Regions from separate parts of the Mus musculus genome. Here all the other regions are linked to region 2. A link is a loop called in an ENCODE intact Hi-C map of the cell type or tissue named here. Cell type or tissue: heart. All regions are shown on one strand. Links, peaks and the distances in the headings refer to the core of each region. The heading gives the core; the rest is flanking DNA.

Region 1 (10,299 bases), core at 1,398-9,397, 98 kb before region 2:
GAACAGCAGCAAACAACAAAGTCTGAATCTAGCCTTAGGAATCTCATTGATACTTGAATGTCTTGACAATATAAACCCACGTCTTTCCTGTTAAATCCAAAGGAACAATTGGAAAGTAGCGTGACTCACATTTTTTTAATATCTGCAGTCCTCCCTTATAGTTACTCCTTCCTTAGAAGAGAATGATAAAAAGTACTATTTGCACACAACTCTGACAAAGAGTTATGTTCCAAAACCAATATACACACCATCAATAACTCCCATCTTAAGAATAATCCACAGACCAATGCATTCTGCTGTGCTGACACTACAGAGCAGGCTTCCCAGAGGAGAGTGGAAGGCTGCAAGCATACCTCAGAACTACATACCTGAGAAAAAAATACCACAAGACATGAGATAGTTAATTGCAATGGAAAGCTGGCACTTTCAAATGAAAAGTTGGTGTTCCTGTATTGAAGAGGTATTGCTACAAGATGGAACTGTGTTTTTTCTCTTCCAAGACATCTTCTGAGCAGAATCTTGCGACTAACTGAGGTTTCAAGGCATGACAGTAGAAATATGCCTAACAATCTACAGATTCAATGCAATTCCCATTGAAATTCCAACTCAATTCTTCATAGAGTTAGGAAGAGCAATTTGCAAATTCATTTGGAATAACAAAAAATACCTAGGATAGAATTTCTGGGGGAATCACCATCCCTGACCTCAAGCTGTATTGCAGAACAATAGTGATTAAGAAACAAAAAACAAAACAACAAAACAAAGCAAAACCAAACCAAACCAAACCTCTATGGTATTTGTATAGACACAGGCAGGAAGATCAATGAATAGAACTAAAGAGCCAGAAGTGAACCCACACACTTTGGTCACTTGATATTTGACAAAGGAGCTAAAACCATCCTGTGGGAAAAAGACAGCATTTTCAACAAATGCTGCTGGTTCAATTAGAGGTCAGCATGTAGAAGAATGCAAATCAATCCGTTCTTTTCTCCTTGTAGAAAGCTCAAGTCAAAGTGGATCAAGGATCTCCACATAAAACCAGATACAGTGAAACTAATAGAAGAGAAACTGGGGAAGAACCTCAAATATATGGGCACAGGGGAAAAGTTCCTGAAAAGAACACCAATGACTTATGCTCTAAGATAAAGAATTGACAAAGCTTCAATTTTATGGGACCTCATAAAATTGCAAAGCTTCTGTAAGGCAAAGGACACTGTCAGTAGGACAAATTGGTAACCAACAGATTGAGAAAAGATCTTTGCCATTCTACATCTGATAGAGGGCTAATGTCTAATATATACAAAGAACTTAAGAAATTAGAATCCAGAGACTTAAATAACCCTATTAAAAATGGGGAGATTCTCCCTCACACCAGTCAGAATGGCTAAGATAAAAAATTCAGGTGACAGCAGATGCTGGCAAGGATGTGGAGAAAGAGGAACACTTCTCAATTGTTGATGGGATTGCAAGCTGGTACAACCGCTCTGGAAAGCAGTTTGGTGGTTCCTCAGAAAATTGGACATAGTTCAACCGGAAGATCCAGAAATACCACTCCTGGGCATATACCCAGAAGATGTTCCACCATGTAATATGGACAAATGCTCTACTATCTCATAGCAGCCTTATTTACAATAGCCAGAAGTTGGGAAGAACCCAGATGTCCTTCAACAGAGGAATGGATACAGAAAATGTGGTACATTTAAACAACATAGTGCTACTCAGCTATTAAAAACAATGAATTCATGAGATTCTTAGGCAAATGGATGGAACGAGAAAATATCATCCTGAGTGAGGTAACCCAATCACAAAAAGGCACACATGGTGTGCACTCACTGATAAGTGGATATTAGCCCAAAAGCTCAGAATACCCAAGATATAATTCATAAACCACGTGGAGCTCAAAAGGTATGAAGACCAAAGTGTGGGTGCTTTGGTCCTTGTTAGAAGGAGAAATAAAATACTCACAGAAGCAAATACAGAGACAAAGTGTGGAACAGAGACTGAAGAAAAGGCCATCCAGTGACTGCCCCACCTGGGAATCCATCCGTTATAAAATCACCAAACCCAGACACTATTGTGATGCCAAGAATTGCTTGTTGACAGGAACCTGATATAGCTGTCTCCTGAGAGACTCTGCTGCAGGCTGACAAGTGCAGAGGTGGATGCTCACAGCCAACCATTGGACTGAGCATGGGTTCCCCATTGGAGGATTTAGAGAAAGGACTGGAGGAGCTGAAGGGATTTGCAACCCCATGGGAAGAACAACAATATCAACCAAACAGACCCCCCCCCCCCGAGCTCCCAGGAACTAAACCACCAACCAAGGAGTACACAAGGATGGACAGATGGCTCCAGCTGCATATGTTGCAGAGGATGGCCTTGTCAGGCATCAATGGGAGGAGACGTCCTTGGTCCTGTGAAGGACTGATGCCCCAGTGTAGGGGAATATGAAGATGGGGAGGCAGAAGTGGGTAGGTGAGTGGTGGAACACCCTCATTGAAGCAGGGGAAGCGGGAATAGGATAATGGGTTTCCTGGGAGGAAATCAGGAAAGGGGATAACATTTCAAATGTAAATAAAGAAAATATCAAAAAAAAAAAAAAAAGAAAGAAAGAAAGAAAGAAAGAAAGAAAGAAAACAAAAAAGAAACCAAGGCTCTGTAGAAGAGATATGCCATCTGGCTTGTCCAGAGGGACACTGGGTATAGTTATGCCATGGTTTAACCAAGTGAGAGGCTAAGCCACCTTATATAAGAGTATCATTATGGTTGCCTGGACATGGCTCCTTTGTGATCAAGTTTGCTTAATAAAATTGGGCCTGCAAAAAAAAAAAAAAAAAAAAAAAAAAAAAAGAAAAGAAAAGAAAAAAAAGAAAAGAAAAGAAATATGCTTAATGATTTTTAATTAAATTATGTTAAATTTATTTTTACTTACTCACTTTACATCCTACGTACTCCCCCTAGCTACCCCTACAAACAATCTTTTCCCTAGCCCCCTTCCCTTTTCCTCTGAGCTGGTAGAACCCCGGTGGATATCCCCACCCTGCTACTTTAAGTCTCTGCCAGGCTAGGCACTTTCTCTCCCAACAGACAAGGAAGCCCAGCTAGAAAAACATAACACACAAATAGGCAATAGCTTTTGGGAGAGCCCCTGTATCAGCTGTTTGGGGCCCACATGAAGACCAAGCTACACATCTGCTACATATGTACAGAAATGTCTAGGTCTAGCCCGTGGATGTTCTTTGGTTGGTGGTTCAGACTCTGAGAGCCCCAAGAGTCCAGGTAAGTTGGTCTTTCTATGGAGTTCCTATCCTCTTCGGACCCAGAATCCTTTGTCCTATATTAGACATAAAATATTAATATTTCACAGATCCAAAGAAGCTAAACAAGAAAAAGGCCCAAACAAGAAAGCTTGAAACTCGCTTAAAAGAGGGAATAAAATAGTCATACCAGGCAGATGGAGGAAGGGAACTGGGAGAGAAGGGGATAAGGAGAAGAATTGGGGGGGGGGTTCAGGATCAAGTGTGGGGAAGGACAGGAAGGACAGCCAGACGGCCAGGAAAATGCATGGAAATCTGCAATTGACTGGGATGAGAAGGTGGGGGCATCTCCAGGACAAGACAAAGACCTGGGATAAGGGAGGTGCACAAGAATCAATGGGAGTAACCTTGACTGAGACTGACAACATTGGGGATATGGAACCTGAAGAGGCCTTCGCCTGAAGAGGCAGGAGCCTCAGTGGAACAATAGAGATACCAACCTACCCACAAAACTCTCAACCCAAAATTTATCCTGTGTACAAGAAACTCAGGCACAGTGGATGGAGCAGAGATTGAGAGTATGGCCCAATTTGAGACCAATCCCTTGGGCAAGAACCAATCCCTAACACTATTGATGATAGATACTCTGTTATGCTTGAAGACAGGAGCAGATTGTTCTCCAAGAGGCTCCACCCAGCAGCTGACAGATACAGGCACCCACAGCCAAACAGTAGTTAGAAAGGATGAAGGATTTCTTAATCATTCTTAGTACCATGCTTTTCATCCTTGGTGCCAGGCTGCCCCATAAAGACTGCTAGGAAGTGTTTAGAAACGAGAAAGAAGGAACATGCTTTCTGTCTCTGTGAGGTCCTATGTGGTCTCCCCAGAATTACCAACTTCGCAAACTGAGTCCCTTTACAATCAATGGTAATTTCATTTTCTCATCAGCTTCAGTAGCTAGAAGTTTGTTAATTATTGTCTTCCCAATTCATGTGGAGAAAAACAACACATGCTGTACATTTTCTCTTGTTGAAAAGTAGGTTTAAAAAAAAATAAAGTCTAAGGAATAAAAGTTGAAAAGAATAGGATGGAATGTTTGTGTTTAAAGAAGAAAGTGGAATTCATATTAAGGATGTAAAGTCTCTATGTAGTCAATATCCACCAACCAGACAGTAGAATAATAGTGAGGCTGTGTGCTAAAGCCCCATAGTGACTGCTCAGAGATCTTATCCAGAAATCTATTTTCTAATTGATATATTGATTTTACATGGACAGTTTATATCACTAAAGTGGAAGGAAGGTGGAATTGGCCTTAGCTTCCCTCTATAGACATCGCTAACATGCTAAGAGGGTTTTTTTTTTTTTTCCTATAAGATGTTCATCAGCCGTGGTTGGGTCTTAGCAGACACCATTTATGGACATTCTTTAATTGAAACATAATTTATGTTTAAACTTATAGTACCTCACGGGGAGATGTTTTCTTTTTTGGATGCTTGTCTCTGATCTCTTTTTATTTTCATCCTCCTGTGAAGTTATTACTGTCCGTATCCTTTTGAACTTTAATTCTAAAGGAAACTTAAACGATCCTTCTGTGTGCGCCATCTTCTAAAGGGATGAGGCTGCATCTGCTCGTCATGGGTTTTGTTCAATGAGTGGAGACATGTGACCTTTCTAACTCCTCCCACAGAAGGAGACTAACTGGTCAGATTCCATCCCCGGCTCACATCTTGAGGTCCATCCTTTCTGAATGACATTTCAGCTTGGAAATAGGATTTTTTTTTTCAAATTGCTTTGCTTCAAATTCCATTGATCTTAAGACACATTTTAAATTTGCTTCTAGAATCAAAGAAGAACAGATAAGCAAGGAATTGAGTTCTTAAGCAGAAAAATTGAAGGAAACTCTCAACAAAGTTTATGGACGTGAAGGATTTGCCTGCTAAAACCCATTTTGTTTTGTTTTGTTTTGTTTTGTTTTGTTTTGTTTTGTTTTGTTTTGTTTTAATTCACTGTACCTTATCAGCCCTCTATTTGCTCTGACCTTCTCACAGTTCCCATTTGCATCTGAGGAAAATAATCAGCTGTGTGGTTCTGCTGGCCAGTGAGCAAGACAAATCCCGGGAATACAGGTTATTCAGAAGGCACAGGCAGGATGAGGTGGAGCCAAGGAAGACGTGGGGAATGGGACAATGGCTTCCTTTTCTTTCCAGTGAAGCTGAGCCCTTCTCAGACCACAGCAAAGGTTGTGATCCAATCAAGTCTGATCAAGTGTTCCAAACTCTGAAAAGAGCTAACCCTTCTGTCCTTCTTTTATGATTCTTTGTGTACCCTGGCCTATGCAGAGAACACCTATGTGTCCTGTAAACTTACAAATTCCTTTTCACATGCTCATTCATTTAATCCAAGTATATTTCCTAGCTCTTCTCCATTTAGTGAATATCTCATATAACTCCCTTCTAAACAATAATTCAAATTACAGCCCTGCTATGCCGGTTTATGCCAGTCATCTTAGTATATGAAGGAATGGAGATTGTGCTTATTACATTACTGTGAGCTAAATCTTTAACTGCTAAAATTTTATTATGATAGAGAAGTCACTTTTGCACGATACCATGTGGAAGTTATTTGTAGTTTCTCTTTGCTCAAGTTAGAAAAATGTCAGGTATGTTTTGATAGGGTGCCACCAATTGTTTTTCATCTAGTCCTTTACAATTGGCATCTGGAGAGGATGGTGTCTCACACCAAGAAAAATAATGAAGAGGGTGGTGTCTTTGGCTGAGGATTCCCATCTGTCAGACTGTGGACAAGTATGTAATTGAATTTAACCTTGGTTTCTAAGGTTAGAGATAGATTAGATAAGTGGGAAATGGCCTCTCCTCCCATATCCTGCTCCTGAAGTGTAGGAAGTGACTAAAATGGAAGCACGGGAAGTTTGCAGCTGAGGTATCAAAGGTTTGGTTCTGTGGTACTTTTTTTTTAAGTTCAGAAACCCTGTTGTAAGAAAAGATGAATTAAGTGATCTGGAGATTTCTGCAAAAACAATTTCCCCCATTTACATTGCCATTCAGTAAACAGAGAATCTTATTCATTCAGCAGAAACCTATTATTTTGTTTTCCCTGTGCAAATAGGATTATTAAAATACTGCCAACTTATTCTTCTGGCTGCTGCTCAGTCATTTGGTATTTACCTCTCCTTTTGATGACTCTAGTATTTACAAAAGAGCAGTCTGCCTTTGACTGAAAACTGAAAATGCTTTTCCCATGCTCCAGAATGGCATACTGTGTTAAAAGGAACAAACATATAAGACACTTGTTTGATTTGCTCTAATGAAGGTAGGAAAAGAGCAAGAAGAATAAACGTATAAATAAGCCAATGAACTTCAAGATCTTTATGAGTTCATAGGTTTCTTTTGAGCACTCAAATCCTCTTAAGGGAAAAATTCCAAAAGCATGCAGAAAACTGAGCTCTTGACTCTAGCTGCATATGTATCAAAAGATGGCCTAGTCGGCCATCACTGGAAAGAGAGGCCCATTGGACACGCAAACTTTATATGCCCCAGTACAGGGGAACGCCAGGGCCAAAAAGGGGGAGTGGGTGGGTAGGGGAGTGGGTGGGTAAGGGAGTGGGGGTGGGTGGGTATGGGGGACTTTTGGTATAGCATTGGAAATGTAAATGAGCTAAATACCTAATAAAAAATGGAAAAAAAAGATAATAAAATACTGATTCACAGAAAAAAAAAGAAAAAGAAAAAGAAAAAAGAAAAACTGAAGGCAGAGCAGGGTGTCCCTGCTCCTTGTTGGCAAGCTGCTTTTCTGACTGTTTTACTTTGCATTGATTTAAGCACCATGAGGCTCGGACTACTTCCTCATTCGGAATCTGCACCATATCCTTGCCCTAGTCTATAGTTAATCCTCTAGATGAACAGGGAAAACGAGAGCCCTTTCTTATTTGAAAAGAAGTTTCAACACTCATTTTTCTTATTTTGAAAGCTCTCCAGATTCACTTCTGTGGTTCTCACTGCTCTTCTGTGTCCCAGCCCCGCCTCCCTCAAGTACAGACCAATGAGCTTTGCATGTGTAAGGTGTGGCATGATAATGTCTGACGTGTCCTAGAGAGTTTAAAGTAGTTTGTTCTTAATTTGTTGTTTTAGAAATGGAGACAGATGATGAATAAAATGGTTCTTTCTAAAAGGTAGATTTTTTTTTTCCCTGTATGAGTCCCAGTGGTCTCCTTCCATGGTCCTGACATAAACAGGGTGGAGGATGTTATTTAACGTGCTGGAAGAAAATAAAAACGACCCAGCACCAAATAAAACCATGTTTTAGAAGCAAACCCCACCCATGTGTCATGCACCACTCTGTGTTCGTAGGCAAGGGAAGAAGTTGGCAATTGGGGGAGGGGGTCCTCCTTTCCTGTGTGTAGCATCACAGACAAAAAAAAAAAAAAAAAAAAGAAAAGAAAAGGAAAAGGAAATGAGCATCTTCGAGACATGGGCATTTCCCACACTCATTATCAAGGAGGCTGTTAAAGTGGAACACAAAGAAGGTCTTCACTTTTGGGTGTAATTTTTTTTTTTTTCCAAGACAGGGTTTCTCTGTATAAGCCCTGGCTGTCTTGGAACTCACTCGGTAGACCTAGCTGACCTGGAACTCAGAAATCCGCCTGCCTCTGCCTCTGCCTCCCAAGTGCTGGGAGTGGGTAGGTGGATGGGGGAGCTCTCTCATGGCGGGGAGATGGGATATGGGGGTGAGATAATATAAATCTTATATTAAAATCATGTCTTTAAATAAGGAAAATGTAGCAAAATCATATTTTACTTTACAATCATACTTATTTAAGAATAATTTTGAATTGGACAGCTGTCAGAAGTACTTCCTTATTCTGGTATATTCAGTTTTGGTTTATGCAGCAAATTTCACACTAAACTTTCAGAATAAAATAATGGAGGAAACTTTACTTAATAAATAATTAGCAAGTGTATCCAGAGAAAGCTCTAGGCCAGTGAGACTCCTAGAGATGGTAGAGTCACCGATGATGTATAATTGAGGGGCAGACAAAGTCAGAGAATGAGCAGCAAGAAGACTAGAACAAGTTACCAGTTAGTTTAAGACCAAGTAGAACAATTCAGTGAGAAGCTGAGAGAAGCCAGATTGAATGGGCCAAATTGGAGGGGAATTTGATCCAGAGCAGCTGAATTGAACCAGCCAGTTCAGCTAGAAAGGGTGAGCTTATTCAGCAGTAAGCCTCCGAGAGAACTCTCGCTCCCTGCATTGCTCTTAATTATACGTGGTGAATAAAATTTACTTTTACACTCTACCATAAAGTTCCAGAAGCCTGATTTCTTTATTGTATAACCATGACTAACCTCTATGCTTCTAAAAATGCCAAGTGTACTTGATTTGATATTTAATCATTGGCTCACAAAGGGGGAAAAAATCAATGTAAACACTTTCATCAAACCAAGATTTCTCTTTTTTATCCTTATAAAGGAAAAGATAAGCCCGATTAATTAAAATGGCATCCTATATTTGCAGAAGGTTCTTCTGTTCAAGACACTGGCATCCAGTTTATAATGCATTCCTAGGAATCACAGCACTAAGGATATAGACTCTTATGTGGCAACACCTTCTACACCATGTACCTACTTGAATCAGAAAGTAGGGGTCCTGTAGTTTTGTAATCTGACTGAGTGACCTCTAGTCAGCCAAATTGCTTATGTCTGCCTTGGAAAAGATGATGTGTCCCATTATATGAAGATACAGATGTATACAAAAGAAAATGTATTGCTATATCTATAGATTTCTATATACATGGAAAAAGAGAAAAGTCTGTGCATATCAGATAGCAGCACAGAGAAAAGAGGAGAGAAAGGACAAGTGGGGGTCACTGCAGAAAAGATGAAAATTGAAAAAAAATCTCAGGGAAAAAGGTTTTTAAAAGATAATAAAGGAAATAGAGAAATCAACATTTTCAAATGATTTGTGTTTGTGTGTGTGTGTGAGTATAAAGTGGGACAGGGAGATGGAGAGGGAGAGGGAGATGGAGAGGGAGAGGGAGAGGGAGAGGGAGAGGGAGAGGGAGAGGGAGAGGGAGAGGGAGAGAGAGAGAGAGAGAGAGAGAGCACTTCAGAATTAAATGTGAGCATTCAGAGAGGAGAAGCATTAAGTCAGTAAGTCTTAAGTTAAAGTTCCAGAGACCTGGGATAGGGGAGGTGCCTAGGACTCACTGTGGGTGACCTGAGCCAAAATGACCAATAGTGGGGAGATGGTAACTGAAGAGACCACCGCCATTATCCAAGAAGAACCCCTAATGGAGGGATGAGAACACCAACCTGCTCAAAAAACTTTCTACCCAAATCATTCCTGTCTAAAAGAAATTCAGGGACAAAAATGGAACAGAGACCAAAGAAATGGCCAACCAATGATCAGTTGCTTTAAGGTGTTAGAGACACTGTGTTGCCTCAGGTATAAGAAGTACCCTGGTTGCTCTGAAGTGACAGGACACTGGGTTGTCTTGGTTTTGGTTAAGTACTGCTGCCTGATCTTAAGTAATGGACACACTGCATTCTCTGATGTATGTATGTGTTTGTAAATGTCCGTGTGTCAGTCTGTCTGTCTGTATGTATGTATGTATATACATGCAGCTTTACGCAAATTCTCCTCACAGCCTAAAAACAGCACTCTATGTTTAGGTAATTTAGGACAATCTCCTCCTTGAAATTTTGAAAGCTATTGGCAATTTGAAGAAAATGAATAAGAGAAATCTCTAACTAAAAGTTCTTAGAATAAAAGTTTATTAATTTGCCTGATCTTTCTGTGTTTTTTTTTCAGTATGATTTTCTTTTCTTTTTCAGCCCATATTTATGGATGCACTTTCTATTTCAAATGATTGGTTCTTTGCAACATTTATGAATTCCAAAGATTTCCATATGTCAGACTTGTATAGGCCAAGCATTTGATCAGTAGATCCTGGCCTATCCAGGAAAGGAATGAGTATTTTATTCCACAAGGGGCTTTGAAGGTCTTGCTCTGTGTGAATCAAGAA
Region 2 (10,299 bases), core at 1,006-9,005:
AAAATGCTATTTTTGCAACCAAAATTAAGACATATGGGCAGAAATATCAGACACGGGGTGACATGCTGGTAATAGTTGACCCAAATAGGAATAAGTTGAATAAAGTTGTTATAAAATTTACCCTTTTGTGATAGGCATTTTGTCTGTGATGAAATACAACATTAATGCTCTATCACTTTGGGGTACTGAGGTAAATGATTCAGAGTCAATTTTTGAAAATGTATACATGAGAAAGTATTACTTCTTAGAAAAACATTACCTTTTCTATTAGTATGATATACATAATCATTAGGAAATACTGCTATGGCTTAGTTTTGTATGGGTAGATTCAATTTGTGGCAGAGTTTTACCAGGGTTATAAACACAGGTAAGGGTTCAGGAATGGTTGCTGAACCTTTCGAAACAGGAGATTGGATTGACTCACGGCGAAGAACGTTCCAGTCATTCCATCTGTTGACAGATGGCTCTGTGCTTGCATCAGAGGATTTGTATCCTTGCACTGAAATAAATATAGATCTCATGCCTGAACTATTGCTTTCATAACACCCCACATTCATGCCTCTCTGCACCAATAGAGTCATGTAAACTTAGGGAATCAGTGTGAGCCTAAAAGACCATCTCAATGTGTTAAGTAAGCAGGGATGGATAGTTAGATAAGGTGACAGAGAATGGCTTTGGAAACTTGTCACAATTCCCGATTCTCACCTGAGTAATACCGAACCAGCACCAGATAGGCCACCTTAATTCAACTCACAGAACGTAAATGAAGGAGATACTCCTGTTGGCGGCATCAGTTTGGCCCAATTGCTAACTTCTTTACCATGGTTGGTCATGTTGACTCAGTAGGAGGGGGAATTAATCTTTCCTATCATGAGTCTAAAAGTCTCTGAAGTTGTAGTTCTGTTCCCAGTGGCTACGAGAAATTAGCCAATTCTTATCTCCAGTATCAAGCACCAGGCCCCATCTCCACTGAGAACACCTGACATTCTGAACACAGTAAAGCAGAGCACAGAGCAAACTTCTAAAAATAATGGTTCATGCTTTGTAACTTCTCTTCTCAGATCTTTGTGACGGTCAACATCTATTTATTTCTAAGTCAGCTTTATCACTCTGAAATAATGTCTCCTCTAGGATCCTAACAACATGAAGTCAATCCAATCTCCTGTTTCGAAAGGTTCAGCAACCATTCCTGAATCCTTACCTGTGTTTATAACCCTGGTAAAACTCTGCCACAAATTGAATCTTCCCACACAAACCTGAGCCATAGCAGTATTTCCTAATGGTTATGTATGCTACCTTAGCCTAACAAGTCTAGAAACCAAGGTCAGGTTTCTTTTCTTGTTCTAATTATTTCTGTAGGCACTGTGAAATGACCCCCCAGAATCTCACTTCCTTTACTATACAGCATTAGAGAGAGGCACAAATTCATCCTCATTTCCCCAGGGCGAATCTAGGCCCTTAGAGGACAAGTATGTCAGCCCGTGAGGACAGCACTTAAGGAGGGCAAGGATTTGAAATCCGCCAGTTTGTGAGATCGTCACTTTGCTTTGCAGCCACTTTAGAAGATTATCTTATGCAGCATGAAGAGATGGCAGAGAGGATAGAGAAATTTTTTACTTGTGGCTTTAATAATGGTGCCACCTCAATAAATCTTCTCAGAGGCACACAGGTTGAGAGAAGTCACCATGGTTACAGTCTTGACATTCAATGTCTCCAGAGACAGTGATGTCACAGGCAGCCCTGGGTGTGTGATTCAGTTGAACTCTGAGATGGTTCTTATGTGACCTCATTTACAACAGCATCCTTTTCTTTTACACTCTGGATTAAAGTCTAGAGTGATTTGTGAGCAAAACAAATACAAACACACTTTCTTCTCTCAGGATGGAAGAATTTTGTTCATGTCACCTGTTTTCTTTTATCAAACTATTCTTAAAACACATACTACAAAATGATTTAAACCTTCAAGCTGTTAAGAACACCAAATATTTGGTAATGCCTGTGTAAATGTATGTCCTAAGTATTAAATTTTAAAAGTATTTACTCAAACAAAAATTGAAGGGCAGGGGACATTCTCTTGTGGTTTAAAGACAGAAATCAGATGTGTTAGTTCCAGAAACACATTTAAAATCTCTCATATTATCATTTGTTTATGTACATGTGCACATGTGTAGAAGTCATTGGAAAATTTGTAGGAGTCCATTATCTCTTTCACCATGTCTGTCCCGGAGACAGAACACAGGTCATTGCCCTTGGCCACAAACACCTCCACCCACCAAGTTGTCTTAATGGCTTCAGAAAAACTTTTGAAAAGAAAAATAAATGAATATAAGATTCAAGCCACACTTTATGTTTTCTAAGAGCTTTAATGCAGAGTGTCAAGGCACCCCCAACCCAGGAAGGCTTTGCCTCATTGGCCTCTCTCTTCTGGATCCTTGCAGTTTTGATTAAGCTTCAGTCTCACTTACTAAAGTAAAGCTGGCTGACTTTACTAAATTGATTTGCTTGTGGGTGTTGTTGTTGTTTGGGTTGGTTGGTTGATTTTTGGGTGTCTTGTTTTGTTATTTTTGTGGCCTCAGGATTTTTGTGTTTATTTGTCTGTTCCTTTCTTTTCCAGCATGTGGTCCTCTGTCTTCTAAACAGCTTGCGTACAGGGTGGTGTGATAGCTCAGTGGATAAAGTGTTGTTTGCAAAAGCATGAGGACCCATGTTTTGAGACAGCTGTGGCCATGTGTGTGTACACCTGGTGCTTGGGATTGAAGACAGACAAATCCAGAAGTTCGTCGAAGAAGAAGAGACATCAACCTCTGATTTTTCCACTTTCTCCTCACATCTACATGAGTGACCACACCCATACCCATTGGTTCATACACATACATGTAGCCCAGGTGCATGTGTGCTCGTGCACGCACACACACACACACAATGAAAATCAAGTCACAAAACATGTAAAAGTAACTTGACCATTTATCAGGAGTAAGTCCTCCTGGAGTGCATGTCTGGTGCCCTTAATGAAAACCATGGCAATCATGCTGAGAGTCTCAAACATTAATACTCAAATTCCCCCTGCACCCCTCCCCCACGAAGAACAACAGCAAGTGGGAAGTGAGACACCATGTTTCACCCTGTTCTCACAGGGCCACATCCCACTCTGTTCCCGGAAAATGCCTGGGTCATCTAACCACATGATCTGCCATCCTTGTACCCTCTGGGCTGTGCCTACTGAAAGGGACACCCAATGGCATTCTGATTTGTGAAAAATCAATCTTACTTATATATACAAGATTAAAATTAAAAACTGAGCTCTTGGGAGACTAGATAGTGGTCAGGATAAAACCAGCAATGTTTTTAAGTGGTCTGAGCCAACGATCTGTTCTCACCACACTTCTATGGAGGAGTCCTTCCCTGAGTGATGTCTCAAGGAAACAGATGGTCTCCTTAGAAATGGGTGAAGGTCTAATTTTATGGTTTAGTGTGTAAGAATCCATTAGCATCCTCCTCTAGTAAGCCTGTACCTAAACGTATATGAAAGATTAATTGGTTGGGATGTGAAATCTGTGACTGCGGAATTCAGGAATCTTCTGACTCCATTCTTCACACAAGCACTGTGTTCAGGGGTCGGGCTGTGCAACCATCCTGTATAAAGCAGTCATCACTAAGAGCAAAGAGGCTACTGGTTGGTGTTTGGTCCTACAGAACACACAGTTCGGAACATCACCAATGCCCTATGACAGCTGATGCCACCTAGGCCATCCCAGGCAGATTCCTTATACCTATAATATAGTGATTTTTTTTCTTATGCCTCATAAAAATCTAATAAAAACCAGGAATATCGGGTGGGGATATAACTTGGTGGTGGTACACTTTTCTGACATGAATTCAGTCTGCAGCAACAAAAGGGAAGGGTGGCCTCAGAACCAGAAGTGAGCAGGAGCTTGTCTTAAATCTGTGTTTACTTCTGTTAGAAATGTCTTACTCTGTAGACCAGGCTGGCCTCGAACTCAGAAATCCACCTGCCTCTGCCTCCCAAGTGCTGGGATTAAAGCATGAGCCATCACTGGCCGGCTAACATTTACACAATGGAGTACTACTCAGCTATTAAAAAGAATGAATTTATGAAATTCCTAGGCAAATGGATGGACATGGAGGGCATCATCCTGAGTGAGGTAACACAATCACAAAAGAACTCACATGATATGTACTCACTGATAAGTGGATATTAGCCCAGACACTTAGAATACCCAAGGTACAAGATACAATTTGCAAAACACATGAAAATCAAGAAGAACGAAAACCAAAGTGTGGACACTTTGCCCCTTCTTAGAATTGAGATCAAAACACCGGTGGTGGAAGAAGTTACTGAGACAAAGTTTGGAGCTGAGACGAAAGGATGGACCATCTAGAGACTACCATACCCGGGGATCCATCCTATAATCAGCCTCCAAACATTGACACCATTGCACACACTAGCAAGATTTTGCTGAAAGGACCCTAATATAGCTGTCTCTTGTGAGGCTATGCCGGGGGCCTAGCAAACACAGAAATGGATGCTCACAGTCAGCTATTGGATGGATCACAGGGCCCCCAATGGAGGAGCTAGAGAAAGTATCCAAGGAGCTAAAGGGAACTGCAACTCTATAGGTGGAACAACAATATGAACTAACCAGTGCCCCCCGGAGCTCGTGTCTCTAGCTGCATATGAATCAGAAGATGGTCTAGTCAGCCATCAGTGGAAAGAGAGGCCCATTGGTCGTGCAAACTTTATATGCCTCAGTACAGGGGAATGCCAGGGCCAAGAAGTGGGAGGGGGAGGGGGAGAGGAGTGGGGGGGTATGGGGGACTTTTGGAATAGCAGTGGAAATGTAAATGAAGAAAATATCTAATAAAAATATTTAAAAAGAAAGAAAGAAATGTCTTGAAAACCTCTCTGGGCAGTAATAAGAGGCCAGCTTACTTCCTCAAGAGCAGAACGTGATCCAGTTCATACTTGTATTTGCCTCTAGAAGGTGGTCTTCACTGACTTGGCTTATGAGTTGAGAAGAGAGAAGAAATGCAATTCCTTGTGGATTTTGTACTCAAATCCAGACCTTGGGAAGTCACAGCCTTTTCAGCCGACCTGGGGGGCTACTTGGTGAGGTCTCTTTACAGCTTCTCTAAAATGCACTTTCAAAACAAAAGTTAGAAAGCTCTCTGGCCCTTTCTCAAGAAGGGTCTCTTCCTGTTCAAATCCCATCCTGACCTTTTTGTTGAAGAAGAGTAAAATAATGCAGTAACAAAAACACAAGTGGCTGCCAAAGGAAGAGAGAGGAAAAAAAAAGAAGTTCCTGTAAGGGGCTGAAACAATAAATCTCCTCTCTGCTGACCTCCCAAAGGGAGTGCGTGTATTTCCTCTAGTTCTTTATCAGAATCCCCAAAATAAGTAGGAATGGGCAGCGTCTGCTCACAGTCAGTACACCTTTCCCATTTGCTAATACGGCCTGGCCAGGCTGAGAGGAATCCTTCCCTGCCTTACCCTGGACAGTGAAGCCACTGAGACCATCGGTAGGCACCATGCGGCTGCTTCAAGCGACTGTTCTTTTCTTCCTTTTGTCCAACAGTCTCTGCCACAGTGAGGACGGCAAAGGTACGGTCCTCTTATCTTTTCTGATGGTGTGGGTGAGCTGCTAGGCTCAGTTGATCCTCGGGGGCTTCTCTGATGAGTTGCTGCTTGATTGGCTGAACAGGGTACACAGAGTTAAGTTTGAAAGAGGCGGAGGAGGCAGTGCCACAAGTAGAGAGTTCGTTTCCACTGAAGGGAAATGTTTGCTGGTGTGAGGGCCTGAAAGTGTGTTAAATGGATTCGGAGAACGTCTCAGGAAATGTGTTAACTTTTTAGGGACTAAAAATAGAATTTTGACTTAAAATGTGCTAGTTTAAAACAACGACAAACAAACAAAATTATGGTCTTTTCCGTCATCGGCCCAGAATAATAGTGGATGGGGTAAGAGTGAAAGTCCATCACTGGAAACAGTGCTACCAAAGTCTCCAACAGTACAGCTCTCTTTCAGCTCTGGTAGGTAAAACTCCGTGCAGAAGTGAATGGTGATTCACCATTAGGCGAACACTAGCATCTTAGGGGACTGGGTAAGTGGCCATTGAAATGTATCTACTTTTGTTACAGAAATATATGCACACACAAACATAATTACATAATATTTTGTGTAACTTTCAGAACAAGCCAAACCCACCACCTATGCAGGTAAAACAAACAAACAAACAAACAAACAAACAAACAGATGCATGTTACCCTGAGTTAATGGGCAGTTGAGACAATGTTCACTTTTATTTCTAACTATTCTTAAGTAATACGAAATAAACCACAGTTAAATGTAATAGCTTATTAGGGTCCTGTGCTGGGTAAGGAGAAGAACATAAAAATGAATAAGGTGATTTCCTTGCCCACAGTGGTAAATGTACTATTGAGAGAAAGACGTGAGTGATTCTAGTATTAGACAGATTTAATAAGTATGAAAGCTAAAATGCACGCTACCCAAAGAAGCATTTGGGAAAGATTTGCTCTGACTCTAGGGGACGGGCGGCGTGCACTGTGAGAGGGTATGTGTTTGTGTGTGTGTGTGTGTGTGGGGGGGGGGGGAAGTAATCCAGAAAACTCAGTTCTAATTTTATTTGCCTGTCTCTTTTTCCAAAATTTACTGCCTAAAAGATTTTAATTTATAAAAACAATCAAACGTAGAAAATAATAAAAATCACTGGTCCAACTTGAGTTTACATTTTGCCAGTAATTTTTAAAAATACTGTTATAAACTGAGGATAAGTCTGAAGCATCATACAGTCTCCTATCCTGCATTTCTCCAGAAAGTTATAAGAGAGACTGAGAACTTGGGGTTTTACAAAAGTGCCCATGAGACTGACGACCTGCTTCTAAGTTACTCTTCAGTATGTCTTAGAACAGTTGAAAATGTCAACTCTACGACTTACTGCTCAAAATCGTGTGCCTCGTTAATATCAACTCTGAGAGCCCAAGCTGAGGCTCTTCACCATTGGGATCTACACACCTTAGACTGTGCAGCAGGCTGCCAGCACTTTTTAAATGCTGACTGGACTGCACATCCTGCAAACAAAGAGGAAGAGGGCCAGGGGACTTGTCTCCCTCCTGGGACTGTAAGAAAGAAGCTACCAAGGAGGACTACACAGAATGGCCCACAGATGTTTTCTTTTCTTTTCTTTTTTTTTGGGGGGGGGGGTTGTTTTTTTCAAGACAGGGTTTCTCTGTATAGCCCTGGCTGTCCTGGAACTCACTTTGTAGACCAGGCTGGCCTCCAACTCAGAAATCCGCCTGCCTCTGCCTCCCAAGTGCTGGGATTAAAAGCGTGGGCCACCACCGCCCAACCACAGGGCCCACAGGTGTTTTCTACTGGATCATTTAGGGAAAACACCAGCCTCCTCTAGCTCACTGGTCAAGGGTCCACTCTTGCTTTAAGAGTGGCAGCTTTCTAATGAGTTGTTAGCCCGTGCTGGAAAATTTCTCACTTGGGCAGTGAAAATATTTAAACAATATTTCCTTCACATCTGCCAACAAGCCTGCTTGATAACTTGAAGCCTGTATCTGGTGTGGGGGAAAAAGGGAGGGAGGGAGGGAGAGAGGGAGGGAGGGAGGGAGGGAGGAGGAAGGAGGAGGAGGAGGAAGGAGGCTGGGAGGAAGAGGCAGGAGAAGGTATGAATGGGGGAGAAAGAGGGAGATGGAGGGAAGGAGGGAGAGAGAGAGACAGAGAGAGAGAGAGAGAGAGAGAGAGAGAGAGAGAGGGAGAGAGAGAGAGAGAGAGAGAGAGAGAGAGAGAGAGAGAGAGAGAGAGAGAGAGAGGCTGATCGTAGAAAAGGAAGTTGGGCCTGAGCACCACCGATTGACCCTTGAGAGTGGCCTGGGTGGGACAGAGAGACTTTCCTGTCCACATGGAAGACTTTGATGCACCTGGCTTTGCCAGTGGATGTTTCCTTCGCAGATTGGGCACAGGAAATGAAGCATTTCCTAAGTTCACCTAGTCAGTTCTTTCCTTAACTCCCTGTTCGAGGAGGACATTGAGTTCAGAGCTTCATGGGCCCCTCACGGTTAGGATGATAAACAAATTTATCTGCAGAGTCAATTACTGGGGTTTGGGAGGGAGAGATTTTCGCTCTAAAATTCAGACTGTCAAGTAAGTACATGCTTTTTTTTTTTTTTTTTATCTGAAATTGACTTCTAAATATGATTTTTTTTTCCTGAGAAATTGAGTACTTCCCCTTCCGGTGTTTTTGTCAATCTCGGGTTTAAACATGATCTAGGCAACGAGACTGTTGTTGAAATCCAGAGACTATCTGCATGACAGCAAGAAGTTTTTGTTGTTAGGATGCTGTTCTAAGACTTTGCAGTGTTCAGCTTGGAGAGCTGCCCTATAGAACTGTGTCGCAGAGGTTCCTGAAGGGGACTGCTACTCTTCCTGAGGTCTTCTAAGTTGTACTTAAAACTGAACAGTCACTCCAATGGTTTGTAAGTCTAGAGGGGTGAGGTTTCTGAGTCTGAGACTCAGAGATGCTAAATGAAGATTCCAAGAAAATGGACAACTAGGACACACACACACACACACACACACACACACACCACACATACACACACACACACACACACACACACACACACACACACCACACACACACCACACACACACACCACACACACACACACACACACACACACACACCACACACACACACACACACACACACACAGACACATGTTTCCCTCTAACATTTTCTTTTTAATAGGATAGGTAGAAACAGGACACTAAATAATAATATCAGAAAGATTTAATTGCTACGAGGAATTCATTTGTAGTGACAATACTCAATTTTATAAAACAAAAAATTGATTGAACACACTATAAGAAGACACCGTGCTACATCCAGTGACTTTATGGAAACTAATAGGAGCCATTCCCCAGGTTAGATAGAGTGAGAAGAGACAGAAGCAGGTAACATGAATTCTGCTGTGTTATAAATCTTAAGGAATAAGTAAAGAGCAGTATAAAAAATTCACTAGTTGCTTAATCTGGTATGTTGGGAAAATAAGAATGTGACAAACATTACAACTTGAAATCAGGAGGTTCAAGGTGAATATAGAATGTTTCAAAATAGGGGCATTGTAAAAACATCAGTGTATTCTAGTCTAGAAATAGAAGGTAGCCATATTTTGAACATGGCTGCCTACTAGAAAGCAGAGTGCAAAGAATAGTATCAGGAGATGTTAAATGGCAACATGAGAAAAAGAGATGACTATCCCTGGAGGTAGCTCAAGATGAGGCAGATTCCAAACTTGTATAAAGCTCTGGGTTCAAGTCCCACGCTTCCAAATAAATAGGAAAGAAATATTGACTCTTATAGTTGACAATTAAGACCTGTAGCAGTTGCTTGAGATGGGGTTTTATCATCCTAGTTATAAACCAGGAGGATCAATATGTCAGCAGAATATTGATTAAACTATTGGGGTCAGGAGAGATAAAAGACCAAGAAGCCAATTTACAAGTCACTAAGTCTGAAAGTCTACCATTGAGTTGTAAAAATGGGTCTAGGGAAGGCTGCACAGATGTAGAGTACATGTAATTCATTGTATCCTCTTTTTACTGCTGATGAGAGACAATCTAAGACAGGGTTGTGTGAATGCTAGAATTGGGCAAATGGTTTCAGAGCAGAGACCAGGAAAGATCCAAAGAGATTGTTTAGGAAAAATACTGGTGCTACGACAGCAAGCTTCAATCCTGGGGAGGCATGTGGCTGGGATGTGCCAGGAGCTGGAGATACTGTTGAAAGGTAAAGCACTCCTTAGCTCTCTGTTCAAAGGTTAATAACCTCATGGTGACAATAGCATGGATACTCAATTTCCCTCTTGTCTGGGTGCCCATGCTTTGCACTCTGCAAGGTTCCATGATAGTTATTCATTGGAACATCATACTTCTTACTCCACACTGCAAGCACCGTACAGTTGCCAGTAACTGTATATATACTGTATATAAAAATAATATAATAAACAAATAATACAAATATAATACACAGTACAATAACTATGAATAAAATAATAAACAAATAGTATAAAATAGTTATAGGAATTTGCTTAGTCCTTCTACTGAGCTTAATTTTCGTCCATATTTCTTACTTGGAATAAGCAATCTGCTATAGTAATTCAATGTGGAGAAAATGCAATGCGAACAGTATTTGGCCCACAGGGTGTTTGTTTACCATCCTTCCCTCTGTGACTCATTTTAAAATGGTCTT
Region 3 (10,299 bases), core at 704-8,703, 59 kb before region 2:
AAGAATCTCAGCTGTCTGGATATCCATTCCTGGAAACCTAATCTGTGGTAGCAACAATGTGTCATTTTCAATTCTCTCAGCAAACCATGAAATAACCAAGCAGTGTCTTTAAAATGCATTATCTCGTGCATGATTTTTTTTTCTTTTAGAAGAAGGGAATTTGTAGAGATGACTGTTAAGTAACTCAGTTATGCTCACGAGCTCACATTTCTTCTATCATCGGTCTTCTCACTTTGGAAATCCTATCTCTTTTTATCGGGCTTGTTTCCTTAAAATCAAAATATGATTATTACTGATCTTGGAGGTATCCCTTCAAAGCCAAGTCCTCCGGGAGGCTAAAGAAAAGATTATTTTTTTAAAAAATGTTTGATTTCTACCCAGGTGGATATTGGTTCAGGGTTCAGCAGCCCAAACTGAACTTACAGTTTACAAAACAGTGGAACAGCAGTTCCTAGCATGTTCAGTTCTTAGGGGAAAACAACCTACCTACAATGGTAAATCTGAAAAGAGATGTTTGTTAGATACAAAGAAAATCAATATCTATCAAAATAAAGTCTGAATTTGATTTCACAGATATAGAAGAGAAGAAATGTGTCTTTTTGTTGCATTTTAAAATTAACTTGCATTTGGACTATAAGGCTGAAGGAGTTCTGCACACAAGGAGATTTCATTCACACAGCAGCAGTATGGCTTCACTTGGTGCAAGGTTGTAATATTATTTGATGTTACTGAAACTTAGTTTTGATGTCAACCAACCAGAATTTAAAAGTATTTAGCAATCTAGAAAAGCATTATTCTGGAGTATATCTGTTGAATCATTTCAGAGGACATTGGCATGTGCAGTTGAGAGATAAGTGGGGCAGATGTACTCTAGTGTATGAAGGAAACATGACATTGTCCCGAATGTCATGTTCATCACACCCCAGGGGCATAAGAGGATCAGGTTTTCTGGCCCTTGCTCTCCAGGACTTACACTAGCATCCCTATGTTCTTTGGCTTCCTGTGGACCTTGGAATGGAACTGAGCAACAGTACTGTCATCACTGGGTCTCAGCCCATAGACAACCCCATGTAGATGAAGCCTCCCCAATAGTGTAAACTGACTCTTTGACGAATCTCTGCTTCTGTACTGTCTCCTCCTGGCTCTGCCTCTCTGGAAATCCTTGTCTAACATGGTGGAGAAGCACAGTGGAAGCCTAGCAGGCATCAGGCAATGGTGGCTTCACTTTCACCAAGTACCCCTTGGGCAGAGCCCCGTGCCCTTCACACCTCTTACACTGCTCCCTTGCCACCCTTCCAGCCAATGAGAGTAGAAATTCCTGTGCTTTAAGCACTGCTTTCTTGTACTCTTTTGAAAACCCCTCCCTCAGTGCTTTGCAGGTTTAAAGAAATGTCAGGCCCCTGACAAAAACAAAATTTAATCATCTCTCACCTAAGTCCCTGGGGGAAATCTGTCCCTCCACTAAGTCTCTGCTCTTCTCTTTGCTTCAAAGGAAGGGTAAGATCCTATTGAGGAGTTGACATTGTGCCTTTGACATTATGCCCTATAAGAATCCTTGATGGTACCGGGTGGGGTGGCGCATGCCTTTAATCCCAGCACTCGAGAGGCAGAGGCAGGTGAATTTCTAAGTTTGAGGCCAGCCTGGTCCACAGAGTGAGTTCCAGGACAGCCAGGGCTATACAGAGAAACCCTGTCTTGAAAAACCAAAAAAAAAAAATATATATATATATATATATATGCATGTATATATGATATACAACCATCAAACTCAGACACTATTGCATATGCCAGAAAGATTTTGCTGACAGGATCCTGACATAGCTCTCTCTTGTGAGGCTATGCCAATGCCTGGCAAATACAAAAGTGGATGCCCACAGTCATCTATTGGATGGAACACAGGGCCCTTAATGAAGGAGCTAGAGAAAGTACCCAAGGAGCTAAAGTGGTCTGCAACCCTATAGGAGGAACGATGGTGTAAACTAACCAGTACCCCCCAGAGCTGTGTCTCTAGGTGCATATGTAGCAGAGGTTGGCCTAGCCGGCCATCAATGGGAGGAGAAAACCTTGGTACTGGGAAGATCATATGCCCCAGTACAGGGGAATGCCAGGCCCAGGAAGTGGGAGTGGGTGGGTTGGGGAGTAGGGTGTGGGGGAGGCTATAGGGGGCTTTAGGGGTAGCATTTGAAATGTAAATGAAGAAAATATCTAGTAAAAAAGAAAGAATCCTTGAGTTGAGGAACCACTTAGGTCTTGATTACCATTCAGAATTAAGGGAAGGCAAAGACACAGACTTCAAAGCATACAAGAACAAAAACATCCCACCCCCTCTCCTAAGCTTGCCAGAATTAGCAAATTAAAATACAGGAAGCCTGGTCTTGTTTGCATGCCAAATACATAATGGCTGCATTTTCATTATAAGAAGGCAACGCAAAGATGGGACAAGTTAACTCATCCATGTACTGCTTTACTAACAGCATTTTAACATCCCTGCCCCTCTCAAAACAAAACAAAACAAAACACCTATTAAAAGAACTATAAACAACTAAGGGAAGCTGAGAGTGTGAGGGACGGCCTTCCTCAGGGAAAGGCATATCAATTGTTTGATGCCAAATGGTCAGTGCTGAAAATATACATATCTGTAACATTATACAGACCGAACACGTCTATTTAGTAATGTGTATGCATGTATGTATGTATGTATGTATGTGTATGTGTGTGAATGTGTGTTCATGTGTATGCATGTGTACAGATATGCATGCAATATCAACTAGTGAATAAAGGAAACCAATAATTTGATAGAGGCAGGAAGTAGTTTATGCAAAGATCTGGAAGGAGAAAAGGGAAGGAATAAATATTATAATTTAATTTAAAATGAATTTTACCAATTTAATTGTCAGCATTGGGTTAAAATATGCAAGGCAGGATGCTGCTGAAAATACATATTTAACACACTCATTGATTTCTGTTAAAGCTATATAAAAGATGTGCATTTCAAGGCACAGATAAGAAAAAAAAGAGAAAGGCTATATTCTCCTTAGCCTCTGCACTAGGGCTGATCATGGTAAATAAGCAAAAAAACAGAAAGCAACAATCAGACTTACAGTCACCTCCTTGGAGCAGAAGGCAGTAACTGAGCAGCTGATAAACTATTTGGCATTGTAGCTAATCTGTCCTTGAGCATACTCCCTCCCTCCTGTATTCACTGATCTGTAGACTCTACCATGCAGATACGGGCTCATTACTGCAGCTCAGTTTCTAAATTCTTACGACCAGAGGTTTGCACTTATCCTCCATTCCATCATCATTGAACGCCCTATGTCTGAGATTACATTGTAAGAGATTGTCTTATACATGGATAACTAGGAAAATGATTTTTATATCTCTACCAGAGCATTCTCAGATTACCCATGGTATCAATAATGTCTTGAACACTGAACGTTTTTAAAATCTGTACTACCTAGTTGCTGTTTGATATTTGTGTGCTACAACTTAACTGTGTTTAAGGTTCGTCTGAAGTTTTCGGGGCAGTTTGACACTGTTATGTATCGTCAACATCAAGTTCCTTACTGTACCAGATTCTAGAAGTATGGTTTGAGTTGCATTGATTTGGAACCTTCTCAATGCTACTGGCTTTCCATAGAATGAGTAACTCAGAGGACATGCCTGAGACTAGGAGAGGATACTTCGGCATAATGACAAAATGCTGTGGAGACAGAGCCAAGGTGGCCAGGAGACAACCATGCAGGGGACAGAGGCCTCCCAGTGACTGCTCCCAATCACCTGGGAAGGTTTTCATCGCATTTAGTTGTCAAAGAGGGCCAGCCGCAGTGCTCCCCAAAGACATGGGATTCACACTTCTTTCTTTTACAAACCACCTTAACTTGTAACCTTTCCTGGAAGGAAGAACACTTTATGTCTAAAGAGCCAGAAGAAACGATTCTGAAAAGAAGCAGGAAGAAGTTTCCTCAGACCCGAAGCCTGTGCATCAATTTCAGGGATGATTATTATCCCATCTGGTGATGTGGTTATGGAAATTTGGGCCGAGAATGTGAGTCGTGTGCTCTCTTGGTGTCCTGCCTCTCCCCAGAGGAGGGAGGGCTGCCAACTATGCAAAGTGCTGGAAACAGATGAAAGCGATGCACTGACCTTGAAGTGTGTTTGGGAGTTCATAGCCCTTTCTGATGCAGGTAGTGTGAATGTGTTTATGAATATTTATCCAGCCTGGCTCTTCAGATCTTCTTAACTGAGTTCTGTTTTTCTCAAGCTGGCCCCTGAACTCCATTGTGCCGAGCCGGAGATGCTGATGAAGCTTAGAGAGAGAATATGACACATAGCAACAGTAAGTGTAATTAAAAAAACTCGTGTCCCAGGCACTCCAGCAACTTCAGCAACCTCTGTTGTGCATCGCAAATCATTCTTGTCAAGAGGAGATAGGGGAGGTGTGAGGAGCCGCCCTCACATTTGCCATTATAAGATGGCACTGACAGCTGTGTTCTAAGTGGTAAACATAGTCTGCACACATGCAGGGGCAGTTTTCCCACCATGTGTTCTGCCTTTCCCGTGATGACAACTGGGCCGATGGGCTGCAGCCAATCAGGGAGTAATACATCCTAGGTGGAGGATAATTCTCCTTAAAAAGGGATGGGGTTTCGCCATTTGCTGGCTTGCTCTCTTGCACTCTGGCTCCTGAAGATGTAAGCAATAAAGCTTTGCCGCAGAAGATTCTGGTTTGTTGCGTCTTTCCTGGCCGGTCGTGAGAACGCGTCTAATAACAATTGGTGCCGAAACCCGGGACGAGAAAAAACTCGGGACTGGCGCAAGGAAGATCCCTCATTCCAGAACCAGAACTGCGGGTCGCGGTAATAAAGGTTCCCGTAAAGCAGACTGTTAAGAAGGATTCAACTGTATGAATTCAGAACTTTTCAGCTGGGGAACGAGAGTACCAGTGAGTACAGCTTTACGAGGTAAGTCTGATCTTGAACTTTCTAAGGAAATTCAAGACAGTCTATCAGAAGTAAAGTGGAATATGTTTGGCCTTGAATTTTTTCTAGTGTTAGAAGCCCTTTTGTTCCTTTTCACATGTTATCAAGTGGTTAAGATAGGGCGGATTCTAGATGAAATTCAGGACAAGCTATCAGAAGTAAAGTGGGGAGAGAGAGTAGGAACAAAGAGGAAACATGGTGCACAAAATAAGTATACAGGCCTTTCCAAGGGTCTTGAACCTGAGGAAAAGTTTAGGTCAGGTAAGAATACCTGGGGAGAGATTAGAAGGAAGGAAAAGAAAAAAGAAAAGAAAAAAGATCGATTAGCGGAGGTCTCTAGGAGATACTCGTCACTAGATGAGCTCAGGAAGCCAGCTCTTAGTAGCTCTGAAGCAGATGAAGAATTCTCCTCTGAGGAAACAGACTGGGAGGAAGAAGCAGCTCATTATGAGAAAAAAGGGTACCAGCCAGGTAAAGTGCTAGCTAATCAGTTAAGGAAGCCAAAAGCGGCTGGCGAAGGCCAGCTTGCTGCTTGGCCTCTTGGCAGTCGGCTTCAAGGTCATAGTGCACCTCCACCCTATGCTGAGCCCCCGCCCTGCGTAGTGCATCAGCCCTGCGCAGAGAGGCAATGGACAGAGAGGCAATGCACAGACTCGTTCATTCCAAAGGAGGAACAAAGGAAAATACAACAGGCATTTCCGGTCTTTGAAGGAGCCGAGGGTGGGCGTGTCCACGCTCCGGTAGCGTATATACAGATTAAAGAGCTTGCCGAGTCGGTCCGTAACTATGGAGTCAGTGCTAATTTCACTATAGCACAAGTGGAAAGGCTTGCGAATCACGCTATGACTCCTGGTGATTGGCAAACGGTTGTAAAAGCCGCTCTCCCTAGTATGGGCAAATATATGGAATGGAAAGCGCTTTGGCACGAAGCTGCACAAGCGCAGGCCCGAGCAAACGCAGCTGCTTTGACTCCAGAGCAGAGAGATTGGACTTTTGACTTGTTAACGGGTCAGGGAGCTTATTCTGCTGATCAAACAAACTACCATTGGGGAGCTTATGCCCAAGTTTCCTCCACGGCTATTAGGGCCTGGAAGGCGCTCTCTCGAGCAGGTGAAACCACTGGTCAGTTAACAAAGATAATCCAGGGACCTCAGGAATCCTTCTCAGATTTTGTGGCCAGAATGACAGAGGCAGCAGAGCGTATTTTTGGAGAGTCAGAGCAAGCTGCGCCTCTGATAAAACAGCTAATCTATGAGCAAGCCACAAAGGAGTGCCGAGCAGCCATAGCCCCAAGAAAGAACAAAGGTTTACAAGACTGGCTCAGGGTTTGTCGGGAGCTTGGGGGACCTCTCACCAATGCAGGCTTAGCGGCTGCCATCCTTCAATCCCAAAAATGCTCCATGGGCAGAAATGATCGGAGGACATGTTTTAACTGCAGGAAGCCTGGGCATCTTAAGAAAGATTGCAGAGCTCCAGGTAAACAGGGAGGGACTCTCACTCTTTGCTCTAAGTGTGGCAAGGGTTATCATAGAGCTGACCAGTGTCGCTCTGTGAGGGATATAAAGGGCAGAGTCCTTCCCCCACCTGATAGTCAATCAGCTTATGTGCCAAAAAACGGGTCATCGGGCCCTCGGTCCCAGGGCCCTCAAAGATATGGGAACCGGTTTGTCAGGACCCAGGAAGCAGTCAGAGAGGCGACCCAGGAAGACCCACAAGGGTGGACCTGCGTGCCGCCTCCGACTTCCTATTAATGCCTCAAATGAGTATTCAGCCGGTGCCGGTGGAGCCTATACCATCCTTGCCCCTGGGAACCATGGGCCTTATTCTCGGCCGGGGTTCACTCACCTTGCAGGGCTTAGTAGTCCACCCTGGAGTTATGGATTGTCAACATTCCCCTGAAATACAGGTCCTGTGCTCAAGCCCTAAAGGCGTTTTTTCTATTAGTAAAGGAGATAGGATAGCTCAGCTGCTGCTCCTCCCTGATAATACCAGGGAGAAATTTGCAGGACCTGAGATAAAGAAAATGGGCTCCTCAGGAAATGATTCTGCCTATTTGGTTGTATCTTTGAATAATAGACCTAAGCTCCGCCTTAAGATCAACGGAAAAGAGTTTGAAGGCATCCTTGATACCGGAGCAGATAAAAGTATAATTTCTACACATTGGTGGCCCAAAGCATGGCCCACCACAGAGTCATCTCATTCATTACAGGGCCTAGGTTATCAATCATGTCCCACTATAAGCTCCGTTGCCTTGACGTGGGAATCCTCTGAAGGACAGCAAGGGAAATTCATACCTTATGTGCTCCCACTCCCGGTTAACCTCTGGGGAAGGGATATTATGCAGCATTTGGGCCTTATTTTGTCCAATGAGAGAGCAGCGTTGGGGGATAATGTCGATATTTCCACTCCCAATGACGGTGATGTATAATGCTCAAGTATTCTCCTGCTTTTTTACCACTAACTGGGAACTGGGTTTAGCCTTGATTCAGACAGCCTTGGCTCTGTCTGGACAGGTCCAGACGACTGACACCATTAACACTTTGTCAGCCTCAGTGACTACAGTCATAGATAAACAGGCCTCAGCTAATGTCAAGATACAGGGAGGTCTCATGCTGGTTAATCAACGCATAGATCTTGTCCAGAAACAACTAGATGTATTATGACAAATAACTCAGCAGGGATGTGAACAAAAGTTTCCGGGATTGTGTGTTATTTCCATTCAGTATGTTAAATTTACTAGGGCAGCTAATTTGTCAAAAAGTCTTTTTCAGTATATGTTACAGAATTGGATGGCTGAATTTGAACAGATCCTTCGGGAATTGAGACTTCAGGTCAACTCCACGCGCTTGGACCTGTCGCTGACCAAAGGATTACCCAATTGGATCTCCTCAGCATTTTCCTTCTTTAAAAAATGGGTGGGATTAATATTATTTGGAGATACACTTTGCTGTGGATTAGTGTTGCTTCTTTGATTGGTCTGTAAGCTTAAGGCCCAAACTAGGAGAGACAAGGTGGTTATTGCCCAGGCGCTTGCAGGACTAGAACATGGTGCTTCCCCTGATATATAGTTATCTATGCTTAAGCAATAGGTCGCTGGCCACTCAGCTCTTAAACCCCACGAGGCTAGTCTCATTGCACGGGATAGAGTGAGTGTGCTTCAGCAGCCCGAGAGAGTTGCACGGCTAAGCACTGCAGTAGAAGGGCTCTGCGGCATATATGAGCCTATTCTAGGGAGACATGTCATCTTTCAAGAAGGTTGAGTGTTCAAGTGTCCTTCCCCCAGGAAAAACAACACGGGACCAGACCAGGACCCCTCTGGGTGATGAGCCTGGGAGGAGGTTATGTGTACGGCTCCTTTACCTGCACACTGGGGATTTGACCTCTATCTCCACTCTCATTAATATGGGTGGCCTATTGCTCTTATTAAAAGAAAAGGGGGATCTGTGAGGAGCCGCCCTCACATTTGCCATTATAAGATGGCACTGACAGCTGTGTTCTAAGTGGTAAACATAGTCTGCACACATGCAGGGGCAGTTTTCCCACCATGTGTTCTGCCTTTCCCGTGATGACAACTGGGCCGATGGGCTGCAGCCAATCAGGGAGTAATACATCCTAGGTGGAGGATAATTCTCCTTAAAAAGGGATGGGGTTTCGCCATTTGCTGGCTTGCTCTCTTGCACTCTGGCTCCTGAAGATGTAAGCAATAAAGCTTTGCCGCAGAAGATTCTGGTTTGTTGCGTCTTTCCTGGCCGGTCGTGAGAACGCGTCTAATAACAGGGAGGAATTGAATTCCCCTGGGGGTTGGAACACATGCTTTAACCATTGATTCATTTTAACAGAAATGAAACCATCACTCTAGCCCACCACCTTTGTCAAGGAGAACAGAAGACACAATATCATGGACCTGCTTCTAACTAGGAGTGTTCCAGGACCTCGAGGATGCAGTCTGGCTATCTAAGATGTTCCTAACCTAATGCTTTGGCTCTTTTTTAAAAGATGATCTTCTCCCACCTGTATGCCATAGGGAGAAGTTTTCCCTGAAAATAACAGGGCAGAGAGGCAGTTATAGGCCTCTTTAGGACACTGTTCTTGAGATGGTGTGTCATTCTTCTGATTCAACCTCTCCAGTGAGCCGTTAGAAATAACTCCATGCTGTTATGGAGGAATATGACTCCTTGGTGCATCCGAAGCCCCTACAGTATCTCTAAATGTGAAATGACTCATGCCAGCCTGGGAGACAGTCTTGAGTCCGTTCATTAGGGTAGTATTATCTACCAAAACTATTGATCACTTACACATTTTACTTAATCCCAATTTGCCTCCCCAGTGAGACAAGCTTGAAGTCAGAGAGCTGTTCAAAGAAATGCATGGTAGATAGCAGTATAGTATGTATTGTGACACAGTCACAGGACCCAGGTCTCAGACAACCTTCAAACCAGGCCGAAGGCCCCAGTGCATTGTATTTCTCAGCTCTGAGGGGAAAGAAAGAAGGACCCACTGGCTGATCTCCTTCCACCCATCCATTTCTTCGGTTGCATTGTGTACATTCTTCCTGTGACCCAAGTTTGACAAGTTAAACTGTCCACAGTGAGTCTTTGGCCTACATAAAGTCACACTAGCATTTACAAAGAACTGTTATTGAGTCCCCAAAGCTAAGAACAGCAAACCACATATGCAGCATTAATAAAATTCATATCAGCAGCATCAATATTTGTCAAACAGATGTGTTTTTCCATGGGGTATCTTTGGAATTTTGAAGTATTTATGAATATTGAATAAATTTAAGATAATGATGGTTGCTAAATTCTATTGAATCCCTTCTTAGGTTTTTTCCTAAGTAATTGCTACTAAGCATTATAGTATGACATTTTTGTGGCCTAGGTACAGATATAACTGGCTAACTGCTCTATAGAGTGGTAAGGCCATAGCATAGGATATCCATCTCCCCAGAGAACCTGTATCCTCAGGCCACTTTCCCATCTCTTTAGTTCTGAATGGTTATTGACCTATATCTGTACCTCTGGGCTATGTTCTCCTTGAACACCCTGATTTTTGTAAGCATTCATAATGAGTATCCACAGTGGGCTGGGTGTTTAAGTGCTAATTGATATTTAAAAGTCTTTTAAGAAAAATTTGAATGAGTATTTATTGAATAACTATATATGTTACACCAAATATTTTAGTCACCCATGGAATAGCTAACATAAAGAAACAAAATATATAATTGTCATTGAAAAGGGATAATAACCACTAGAGTAAAAGGCCAAGAATGGAAGGGACCAGAGCATCTTGAGAATCAATGAAAAAATTTAAATGA

What was found. A loop is a pair of places that touch in the nucleus more often than their neighbours do. Peaks named below come from ENCODE experiments on the same cell type or tissue, not always from the same donor. Only the 100,000 strongest peaks of a DNase experiment are listed, where the experiment ranks them.
Region 1: it touches region 2 in a loop (7-fold over the local background); 3 of 42 quality-filtered maps call a loop at or near these places.
Region 3: it touches region 2 in a loop (4-fold over the local background); 2 of 42 quality-filtered maps call a loop at or near these places.

The regions. Positions count from the first base shown.
Region 1 is chr3:137,236,990-137,247,288 of GRCm38, forward strand. No RefSeq gene overlaps it. Among named protein-coding and RNA genes, the nearest start is that of Gm567, 47 kb to the right of the region's middle. In heart, for the core only: no CTCF peak of the experiment used is centred there; a DNase peak (open chromatin) is centred at 6,122.
Region 2 is chr3:137,335,693-137,345,991 of GRCm38, forward strand. It overlaps Emcn (endomucin), which reads left to right and starts at 5,386. Exons shown (of 12, transcript NM_001163522.1): 1 at 5,386-5,620. The coding sequence starts at 5,548. In heart, for the core only: no CTCF peak of the experiment used is centred there; DNase peaks (open chromatin) are centred at 5,449 and 7,959; H3K4me3 peaks cover 1,653 bases; H3K27ac peaks cover 1,074 bases.
Region 3 is chr3:137,277,157-137,287,455 of GRCm38, forward strand. No RefSeq gene overlaps it. Among named protein-coding and RNA genes, the nearest start is that of Gm567, 7.3 kb to the right of the region's middle. In heart, for the core only: no CTCF peak of the experiment used is centred there; a DNase peak (open chromatin) is centred at 4,095.